2 separate regions of the Homo sapiens genome follow, and region 2 is linked to region 1. A link is an interaction called in ENCODE POLR2A ChIA-PET data of the cell type or tissue named here. Cell type or tissue: Panc1. All regions are shown on one strand. Each heading gives the region's core, and the rest is flanking DNA. Links, peaks and the distances in the headings are about the cores only.

Region 1 (5,450 bases), core at 283-5,282:
GCTCGCTGCAGCCTCGACCTCCCCGGCCAAAGCGATCCTCCCACTTCAGCCTCCCGAGTAGCTGGGACTACAGGCATGTGTCATCACACCCAGCTAATTTTTAAAATTTTTTATAGCGATGGGGTCTCCCTATGTTGCCCAGGCTGGGTTTGAACTCCTGGGCCCAAGTGCTCCTCCTGCCTTGGCCTCCCAAGGGATTGGAGAATACCTGGTGATTTTAAAACAGCATTTTTTTTTTTCTCCCAGAGAATGGGCATGAAGGGAAGGGGGTGGGAGGGCAGAAACCTGGCCTGGGGCCCTACCGCATGTCCCTTCTGTCTGCAAACCTGGGCCCTCACCATCATTATCCCCATTCTACAGATACAGAAACCGAGGCTCAGTGAGATCCTGGGGTTGCCAGAGCTCATGGGGCTGGCGGTGGGTGGGTCAGGGCACAGGCTTTGCTCACATGACCATGAGGCTGACGGTTTTTGCTTTCTTCCACGTGATCTTAGCAATCATCAGAGACTGTTACAATGAGCACGTTTGGTGTTATTCATTAGTGCCTAGGACAGTTCATGATATGTAGTAGGTGCTCAGTAGATGCGTGGGTGAATGAATGAATGAATGAATGAATAAAACCACAGAGCTCCCCTTAGAAAGACCGATACGGATACATGACCCCTGTGGATGCAGCTAAACAGAGGAAACCCAGCTGCACGTGGGCAGTCGGCCTGACGCACCCGGAGCCGGGGAAGTAAATATGGCCAAGAAGCACCTGGAGCAGGTCCCGGGTGCTCAACCGCAGACGGCCAGTCTCCAGGCTGCGGGGACGCTCGGGTCCTTCTTGGGAGGTTCCTGCAGGGGAGCGGAGCTCCTGCCTCCCCAGGCATTCTCCGTCTTGGGAGACATTGATTTCAGTGCAGTGCTGGTGCCTCCAACTCATTGCTGGACCTCACAGAAGCCCCGGCAGCCTCCCCGGAAGACATCATTTCTTCCTCCTATAAAATAAAGGGGGAGAGATGATGGGCACTTTGGCCAAAGTAACACAACTGGGGCAGTTTTTGGAAACCCAGGGAGGTATTTCTGATATTCAAACCAAGTTAGGTGCAACCTCTGAGTGCCTTGGGAGAAAAAGCTCCCAGTCGATGGCACCAGCCCTCGGCCTTGGCAGGACATAAGGGACCCTCAGGCTGAGCCAACATCACTGTCCCCACCAAGAATAAGTCTTTCTCCACTGCTGGTTCCAAAAGACATGCGTGACGGGCAACAAAAGCCACATTGGAGAGTGCAGCTGTGCTGTGAGGGTCGTTCTTGGTTCATTTATGGGGTAGCGGGGCGGGGGGAAGAGGAGGACAGAGTACTCTTATGACTCTCCTGGGTTGTTTTCTAGCCTAGGGGGAGGGTAGGGAATGGGGTTTCTGTGCCAGGGACCCCCTTTCTCATCGACCTCACACAACACTGGCTCACACAGCTGGGCCAGTCTCCTTCGCAAGAGGAAGCCGCTGTGTTGGGGACTTGGACGGCAATCCTATTCCCAGAAGAGGGGTCTTGTCCTAGACCCCAAGAGTGTGTTCTTGGATCTCTCGTGGGAAAGAATTCAGGGTGAGTCGCAGAGTATAGTAAAGTTAAAACAGTTTATTAGAAACCACTCGGCCGGGCGCGGTGGTTCGTGCCTGTAATCCCAGCACTTTGGGAGGCCAAGGGGGGTGGATCACGAGGTCAGGAGATCGAGATCATCCTGGCTAACATGGTGAAACCCCGTCTTTACTAAAAATACAAAAAATTAGCCGGGCGCAGTGGCGGGCGCCTGTAGTCCCAGCTACTCGGGAGGATGAGGCAGGAGAATGGCGTGAACCCAGAAGGCAGAGCTTGCAGTGAGCCAAGATCACGCCACTGCACTCCAGCCTGGGCGACAGAGTGAGACTCCATCTCAAAAAACAAAAAAAGAAACCAAAGAAACCACTCTAGGCCGGGAGCAGTGGCTTGTGCCTGTAATCCCAGCATTTTGGGAGGCCGAGGCAGACAGATCACCTGAGGTCAAGAGTTTGAGACCAACCTGACCAACATGGTGAAACCCTATCTCTCCTAAAAACAAAAATTAGCTGGGCGTGGTGGCGGGCGCTTGTAATCCCAGCTACTTGGGAGGCTGAGGTAGGAGAATCGCTTGAACCCGGGAGGCAGAAGTTGCAGTGAGCCGAGATTGTGCCACTGCACTCCACTCTGGGGGACAGAGCAAGACTCCGTCTCAAAAAAAAAAAAAAAAAAAAAAAAGAAATCACTCATTGCAGAGTAGGGCCTCCTCAGGAAGCAAGAGGAGGAATGCTTCTATCTTAAACATAGTGCTTGCTTATACAGGCTGTTAAAAACAGTGTGCTTTATTACAAAGGCTTGTGATCAGCTTGTGACAGACTATTAGCATTATTTTCCTATGTTACTACTGATTTTAATAAGAATTTACCAGTGTACTATTATCTTTAAGAAAAACTTCTTCTGGCTGGGCCCAGTGGCTCACCTGTAATCCCAGCACTTTGGGAGGCTGAGGCAGGTGGATCACCAGGTCAGGAGTTTAAGACCAGTCTGGCTAAGATGGTGAAACCCCGTCTCTACAAAAATTAGCCAGGCACAGTGGCAGGCACCTATTATCCCAGCTACTTGGGAGGCTGAGGCAGGAGAATCAGTTGAACCTGGGAGGCGGAGCTTGCAGTGAGCCAAGATTGTGCCACTGCGCTGCAGCCTGGGTGGTAGAGTGAGACTCCGTCTCAAAAAAAAAGAAAAGAAAAACCACTTCTTCTTCTTCTTTTTTTTTTCGTAGCCCAGGCTGGAGTGCAGTGGTGCAATATCAGCTCACTACAACCTCCGCCTCCTGGGCTCAAGCAGTCCTCCCGGCTCAGTATCCTGAGTAACTGGAACTACCGGCATGCACCACTACGCCTGGCTAATTTTTAATGTTTTTGCAGAGTTAGGGTTTCACTATGTTGCCCAGGCTGGGCTCGAACTCCTGGGCTCAAGCAATCCACCTGTCTTGGCCTCCCAAAGTGCTGGGATTACAGGAGCAAGCCACATGCCTGGCAAGAAAAACTTATTCTTAACCCAAGAATGCTTTTTGTTCTTGAAAGATTGGGGCATTTCCATCAGTTCTGGGTCTTCAGTTAGTTAGCATCATCAACTCTTTCTCTCAACCATAAAAAACATCTTGTGGGCAAGACAGCCCAACCCCCTGGAATGTAACCCAGTAGGTTTGGCCTTATCTGGCCTTTATTCAAGATGGAGTCACTCTGATTAGGATGCCTCTGACAATCCCAGCGAGCTGCTGTGGGTTGACCAGTGTATTAGTCCATGCTCACATTGCTAATAAAGACATACCTGAGACTGGGTAATTTCTAAAGGAAAGAGGTTTAATTGACTCACAGTTCAGCATGGCTGGGGAGACCTCAGGAAACTTACAATCATGGCGGAAGGGAAAGCAAATATGTCCTTTTTCACGTGGCAGCAGCAAGGAGAAGTGCCGAGTAAAAGGGGGAAAAGCCCCACTTATAAAACCATCAGATCTCATGAGGACTCACTACCACAAGAACAGCAGCATGGGGGTAACTGCCCCCATGATTCAATTACCTTTCACTGGGTCCCTCCCACAACATAGGGATTATGGGAACTATAATTCAAGGTGAGATTTGGGTGGCGACACAGCCAAACTACATCAACCGGCCTGGGTCAGCCTCACCCTCCTGACATCATCCTACCCTGGGTGGGCCCTGGCCTCGTGTGAAGCAGTGGATGACATACCAGGGCTGCTTCCAGACACTGTGCCACCAGCCCTCTGGGCGATGCAACGTCACAAAGTCCCTCTAGCCTCGACTTTCTCATCTGCCAACTAAGAAGAGTGACAGTGTCCTTGGCTCACAGGCTGGCTGTGAGAACCAGATGGGAAGTGGGGTGTGGGATCTTAGGAGGCATAGGAGCAGGCCTAAAGTCTCACCACTGTAAACTTCCACACTACATATTGTGGTAGGCCACCTTCTAAGATGACCCCCAAGGACTCCTACCTCTTGGTGGTCACAGCTTTGCTCTTCCCTCCCCTTGCAGGTGGGCTGGACCTGGTGACTTGCTTCTACCTGATAGAATACAGCAAGAGTGATGAGATGTCACTTCCGAGATTAGGTTGGACGGATGGTGACTTCCAGCTTGTTAGTCTTCTCTCGGGCTCTTCTTGTTTGCTTGCTCTGGTGAAGCCAGCCACCATATGGTGAGTTGCCCTGTGGAGAGGCCCATATGGCAGGGAGCTGAGGGAGGCCTTTGGGTAACAGCCTCTGAGAAACTGAGGCCCTCAGTTCAGTAGCTAGTGAAGAGCTCAATCCAGCCCACAGCCACTGAGCAAGCTTGGAAGAGGACCCTTCCCTGGGGCAGCTTTGTGCTATTGTAATATAATAAAGAGTGTATATCTGGTTTTCATCTAGGGTTCCTGGCATAGAGTTTCTAAAACCACTGGAATTTCCTAAGTAAAAGGGGTGAGAGAAGTGTCTTTTGTTACTCATAATAAGCCCCCTTCAACCATACTTGAGTTTATTCTAATGAGGTGACTCATGGAGGTTGGGGGCTGGTAGCCAGAGGAACCAACCACGTGATTGAGGGTTGCAACTTTCAGCCTCACCCCCAACCTCCAGGGAGGAGAGAGGGGCCAGAGATTGAGTTCAATCACCCATGGCCAATGATTCAGCCAAGCATGACTATGTGATGGAACCTCCATAAAAACATTGGGTCTCATGAGAACAACAGAATACAGAGAGCTGGTTTGGTGGACATATGGAGGCTCTGGGAGGGTGGTGGGCCCAGAGAGGGCATGGAGCCCCTCTCCCATACCTCGATTATACATCTCTTCGATTTGGCTTTTCCTGAGTTGTATCCATTATAATAAACTGGTAATGGTATGTAGATTGTTTTCCTGAGTTCTATGAGCCATTCTAGCAAATTATTTAACTTGAGGAGGAGATTGTGGGAACCTTCAATGTATAGCTGGTCTGTCATTAGTGCAGGAGGCCCTGGACTTTCAACTGACATCTGAAGTGGAGGCAGTCTTGTGGGATCCCTTAACATGTGGGATCTGCATTAACTCCAGGAAGATAGTGTCAGAATTAAATGGAATTGTAGAACACTCACTTGGCGTCCAGAGAGTTGGTTGGTGTGTGGGAAAAAATATCCCACACACTTGGTGTCAGAGATGTGAGTAAAGACAGGTCAGAGACCTTGCGATGATTGCAGCCCTGGCTGACACCTTGATTACAAGCTCTTGGGAGACCCAGAGTCTGAGGCACTCAGCCAAGCTGCATTCAGATTCCTGCCTAAGAAAAACTAGGAGATAATCAGCATTGTTTTAAACCACTAGGTTTTGGGGTTGTTATATGGCCATAGATAACTAATACACATATTTATTTTAACATCTCTTAGAAAAATAGAACTAACACATCAAATTG
Region 2 (5,259 bases), core at 1-5,000, 120 kb before region 1:
TGATTGAGAGCACGTGTGTACATGCCTTGTGCTTCTTTCTACCTTTAAGGCTTTTTGTTGTTTTAGTGTCAACTTCAGTGGTTTGATTACAAAGTAAATGACCAGATCCTAACTTGCGGTTCCCAGGTTCTGTGCTGCGCCCCCTCCAACATCGCCGTGGACAATCTGGTGGAGCGCCTGGCTCTGTGTAAGCAGCGGATTCTGCGCCTGGGACACCCTGCCCGCCTCCTGGAGTCCATTCAGCAGCACTCCCTGGATGCGGTTTTAGCGCGGAGCGACAGTGCCCAGATTGTTGCAGATATCAGGAAGGACATCGACCAGGTCTTTGTAGGTGTCATGGCCAGTGTCCATGTGGGGCGTGGGCTTCTGATCTGCAGTCTTTTTAAGGAGCAAATTTATCTGTCTGCATTCCTCTTGACCTTCTCTTGCTTCTGTCGATTCCTTTAATAATTTTAAAAATTGGGCTGCCCTTTTTTTTTTTTTTTTTTTTTTTTTTTTTTGTGACAGAGTTTTGCTCTCATTGCTCAGGCTGGAGTGCAGTGGTGCAATCTCGGCTCACTGCAACCTCTGCCTCCTGGGTTCAAGCGATTCTCCTGCCTCAGCCTCCCTAGTAGCTGGGACTGCAGGTGCGTGTCACCACGCCTGGCTAATTTTTCTATTTTTAGTTGAGACAGGGTTTCATCATACTGGTCAGGCTGGTCTTGAATTCCTGACCTCAGGTGCTCTGCCCGCCTCGGCCTCTCAAAGTGCTGGGATTACAGGCGTGAGCCACCATGCCTGGCCTTTGTTTTTGTTTTTTTTTTTGAGATGGAGTCTCGCTCTGTCACCCAGGCCGGAGTGTAGTGCTGCTGTCTTGGCTCACTGCAGGCTCCGCCTCCCGGGGTCAAGTGATTCTTGTGCCTCACCCTCCCAAGTAGCTAGGACTACAGGCATGTGCCACCACACCCAACCAATTTTTTTATTTTTAGTAGAGACGGGGGTTTCGCCATGTGGGCCAGGCTGGTCTCGAACTCCTAACCTCAAGTGATCCACCCGCCTCAGCCTCCCAAAGTGCTGGATTACAGGTGTGAGCTACTGTACCCAGCCAGGGCTGCCCATTTTTGATAGAGAACTATACTTAGCATTTAACAGAGTCTCAACTGTCTTCAGAGCACTTGGTTAGTAGGTGTGAGGAATTGTAAAGAAAACATTTTCCGGCCGGATACAGTGGCTCACACGTGCAATCCCAGCACTTTGGGAGGCCGAGGTGGGCGGAACAGTTGAGGTCAGGAGTTCGAGACCAGCCTGGCCCACATGGTGAAACCCCGTCTCTACTAAAAATACAAAAATTAGCTGAGCATGGTGGCGGGCACCTGTATTCCCAGCCACTTGGGAGGCTGAGGCAGGAGAATCTCTTGAACCTGGGAGGTGGAGGTTGCAGTGAGCCATGGTCACTCCACTGCACTCCAGCCTCGGTGACAAAGCAAGACTCCGTCTCAAAAAAAAAACCAAACATTTTCCTGGGTGTCTTTCTGTCTGGTCCTGTTGTCTTGCTAGTAGTGGCAATGGGAGAAAAGTAGCCTGAACATAAACATTGAAAAAATTGGCATCCTCCTAGAGCTTTCCGTCCATTCCACCTTCTCCTTGTGAAAGAGGACACCAGTCGGCTGGAGAAGTAGGGTGGTGGTAGGTTTCTTCCATTTGAGAGGGCCTTTTCCCCCCAGCCCGACACTCCGACACTTTTGAGCTCTTTGGTTCTCCCGTGGACGCTTTGTTGTAGTGTCTGTGCTCACGTCCTGTCCTGTGTGCTCACTGTCGGTACTGGTACTCCTTGGTGTCTTAGTCTCAGAGGAGTGATGGCAGCAGGGAGGGTGCTGGAGCCAGTCTTTGCTCTAATGTCTGTGCTCACATCTTGTCCTGTGTGCTTACGGTCAGCACCTGCACCCTCGGTGTCCTAACCTCGGAGGAGTGGCGGCAGCAGAGAGGGTGCTGGGAGCCAGTCTTTGCTATGGGCCCGTGGCATCGAGGCTGCTTGCGTGGCTGCTTGCATGGCAGCGTGGGGATGGGCCGCCTGCTGGGAGGGGGAGGAAGGATAGATGCATGTCATGCAGGTTCGAGGTGGTGGAGGAATATGCATGATGTTTGCTCATCACAAATGTGGGTGATTTCATTTCCTGTTGAAATTGGTGCTTTTGAGGATTTTCTTTCTCTGTAAATTATACACAGTAAAATACCTCCTGTCACCCCTGCTAAAACTCCATCCCCCAAAGTAGAAATCACAAATAAGGAAAGGTTACATCTTTTTTTTTTTTTTTTTTTTTTTTTTAAAGAATCTTGCTCTGTCGCCCAGGCTGGAGTGCAGTGGTGCAATCTCGGCTCACTGCAACCTCCGCCTCCTGGGTTCAAGCAATTCTCCTGCCTCAGCCTCCCGAGTAGCTGGGATTACAGGCACACACCATGCCCAGCTAATTTTTTGTATTTTTAGTAGAGACAGCGTTTCACTGTGTTGGCCAGGCTGGTCTCGATTTCCTGAGCTCGTGATCTGCCTGCCTCGGGCTCCCAAAGTGCTGGGATTACAGGCATGAGCCACCGCGCCTGACCAGTTCCATCTTTTTGAGATATTAAAGTAAGTTGAGGTTTTGATTATGGGTTGAAAAAATTTTTTTTAATCTCTTGAAAAATGTAGAATAATATGTGAAGCTCAGTCTCTCTATTCGTAAGCTCCTACAACCCAAATCCTGGGGCGGGCAAGCGCTTTTTCTTCCCCAAGATCAAATGCCTGTGTGCAGGGCAGGGCTGGTCCAATTTCTGGTCTCCTCTGAGTTAAAAACGTGGTCTCTTTCCAGGACTTAAAATGTCTCTTCCTGTGACTTCAAGGCAAGTGAGGATGTAAGGTGCTTAGTTGCGTGTGTGTATCTGTGTCTCTTTCAAGGAAGATTTCTGAGTGTTTTTTACGGAGTTTATTGAACTGGACTGAATGATAGAAGCACTTCATAAATAGAGTTGAAGAAGTACAAAGTTGGACTGAAGTAAGTGTATCTCCTTTGTTTTTCTTTATAGGTGAAAAACAAAAAGACCCAGGATAAGAGAGAGAAAAGTAATTTTCGAAATGAAATTAAGCTGTTAAGAAAAGAACTGAAGGAGAGGGAAGAAGCAGCTATGCTCGAGAGCCTCACTTCGGCAAACGTGGTCCTTGCAACAAACACAGGTGAGGGGGCGTCTCCATCCTGCCTGTGTGGCCTCGAAGAAGGAGTTGGGGTGTGTTCCCTCTTCTGTTTTCTGGAAGAGTTTGTTTAGAATTGGTATTTCTTTCTTAAAAGTTGGGTAGGGTTCACTAGGGAAGGCCTCCGTACCTGCAGTTTTCTTCATGGAGAGGTTTTGAACTACAAATTCAACTTCTTCAATAGATAAAGGGCTGTTCAGGTTGTTTTTCTTCCATGAGCTTGTAGCTTTCAAGAAGTTTGTCCATTTTATCTAAACGGTTGAATTTAGAGGCATGAAGTGGTTCCTAATATGCCCTTATTCTTCTTTTACTGTCTGCAGGATCTGTCATGATATAACCTGTATTATTCCTGATACTGGTTTGTGTGCTCTTTTTTTTCCTGCTCTTCTGGCTGGAGGGTTTTTTTTTTTAAATTTAGATTTTATATATACATACATATATATTTTAAGAGACAGGGTCTCTGCCAGGCGCAGTGGCTCACACCTGTAATCCCAGCATTTTGGGATGCCAATGCGGGTGGATCACCTGAGGTCAGGAGTTTGAGACCTGCCTAGCCAACATGGTGAAACCCCATCTCTACTAAAAATACAAAAATTAGCCAGGAGTTGTGGTATGCACCTGTAATTCCAGCTACTTGGGAGGCTGAGGTAGGAGAATTGCTTGAATCCTGGAGGTGGAGGTTGCAGTGAACCAAGATCGCGCCACTGCACTCCAGCCTGGGTGACAGAGCAAGACTCCGCCTCAAAAAAATAAAAACCCCAAAACCAAAAAAACAAAGCAAAACAAAAAAAGAGACAGGGTCTCACTATGTTGCCCAGGCTGGTCTCAAACTCCTGGGCTCAAGGGATCCCCCTGCCTCAGCCTCCTAAAGTGCTAGGATTACAGGTGGACCCACCGCGCCCGGCCTGGCTGCAGGTTTCAATTGATCTTCCCAAAGAACCAGCTTTTGCTTTTTCTCTATTGTTTTTCTGTTTCATGTATTTCCACATTGATCTTTATCGTTTTCTGTTTTCTTGGGCTTGTTCTTTTTCTTGCTTCTTAATGTAGAAGCTGAGATCATTGATTTGAGACCTTTCTTTTTTTCTGATACGAGCATTTAGCTCCATAAATGTCTCCCTAAGTACTGCTTTTGTGGCATCCCACAAATTCTGATCTGTTATATTTCATTCATTTCAAAATGCTATCTCATTTGCCTTTTGGTTTTTTAGAAGTGTTATATAGTTTCTAGATAGTTGGGAAATGTCCAGATATCTTTCTGTTGTTGATCTCTCCTCTCCTCTCCCCTCCCCTCCCCGTCCCCGTCCCCGTCCTGTGTGGGATCTCACTGTGTTGCTCCTCTCCTCTCCTCTCCTCTCTTCTTCTCTCCTCTCCTCATCCCTGTCCCCATCCCCATCCCCGTCGCCTTCCCTATCCCCATCCCCATATGGGATCTCACTATGTTGCCCAGGCTGGACTCAAACTCCTGGGCTCAGGTGATTCTCCCAGCTCAGCCTCCTGAGGAGCTGGGGCTCCCTGCATGTGCCACTGCACCTGGCTTACTTTCTGTTATTGGTTTCTAATTTAGTTCCATGTGGTCAGAGGACATACTCTCATGACTTGGATAGTTCATCGAGACTTACTTTATGGTCCAGAATCTGGTCTCTGTCTTTGTGAGTGTTCCATGCACACTTGATAGAACGTGTGTTCTGATTTTATTGAGTGTTCTGTAAGTAGTCAGATCATGATGGTTGATGATGTGGTTCAAGTCTGCTGTATTGAGAGAGGGACGTTGAAATCTCTGAATATAACTGGACATGTCTGTTTTTCCTGCAGTTCTATTGGTTTTTGCTTCATATCTTTGGAAACTCTTTTACTGGGGTCATAAATGTGGGGCTATGTTTTCTTGATTAATTAACAAATTTATCATTATGAAATGACCTTCTTTATCCCTGATAATATTCTTTTTTTGAAATCTACTTTGTCTGACATTAAAATAATCATTTCAGCATTTCAGCTTGCTTTTCTTTTCATTATGGTCAAAAACCTGTAAAATTTACCATCGTAACCCTTTTTAAGTC

The links. ChIA-PET counts read pairs that join two places held together with the same protein. Peaks named below come from ENCODE experiments on the same cell type or tissue, not always from the same donor. Only the 100,000 strongest peaks of a DNase experiment are listed, where the experiment ranks them.
Region 2: POLR2A ChIA-PET joins it to region 1 with 11 read pairs; 12 of 35 experiments call an interaction of 5 or more read pairs at or near these places.

Annotation. Positions count from the first base shown.
Region 1 is chr11:69,036,506-69,041,955 of GRCh38, forward strand. LOC124902701 (a long non-coding RNA gene) reads right to left here and starts at 4,400. Exons shown (of 2, transcript XR_007062753.1): 1 at 4,026-4,400; 2 at 511-980. It overlaps LOC124902702 (a long non-coding RNA gene), which reads left to right and starts at 1,431. Exons shown (of 3, transcript XR_007062754.1): 1 at 1,431-1,584; 2 at 4,066-4,225; 3 at 4,437-5,450. RefSeq lists enhancers at 3,550-4,051, 4,052-4,551. In Panc1, for the core only: no CTCF peak of the experiment used is centred there; no DNase peak of the experiment used is centred there.
Region 2 is chr11:68,914,697-68,919,955 of GRCh38, forward strand. IGHMBP2 (immunoglobulin mu DNA binding protein 2) reads left to right here. Exons shown (of 15, transcript NM_002180.3): 6 at 127-327; 7 at 3,040-3,187. Among named protein-coding and RNA genes, the nearest start is that of IGHMBP2, 13 kb to the left of the region's middle. In Panc1, for the core only: no CTCF peak of the experiment used is centred there; no DNase peak of the experiment used is centred there.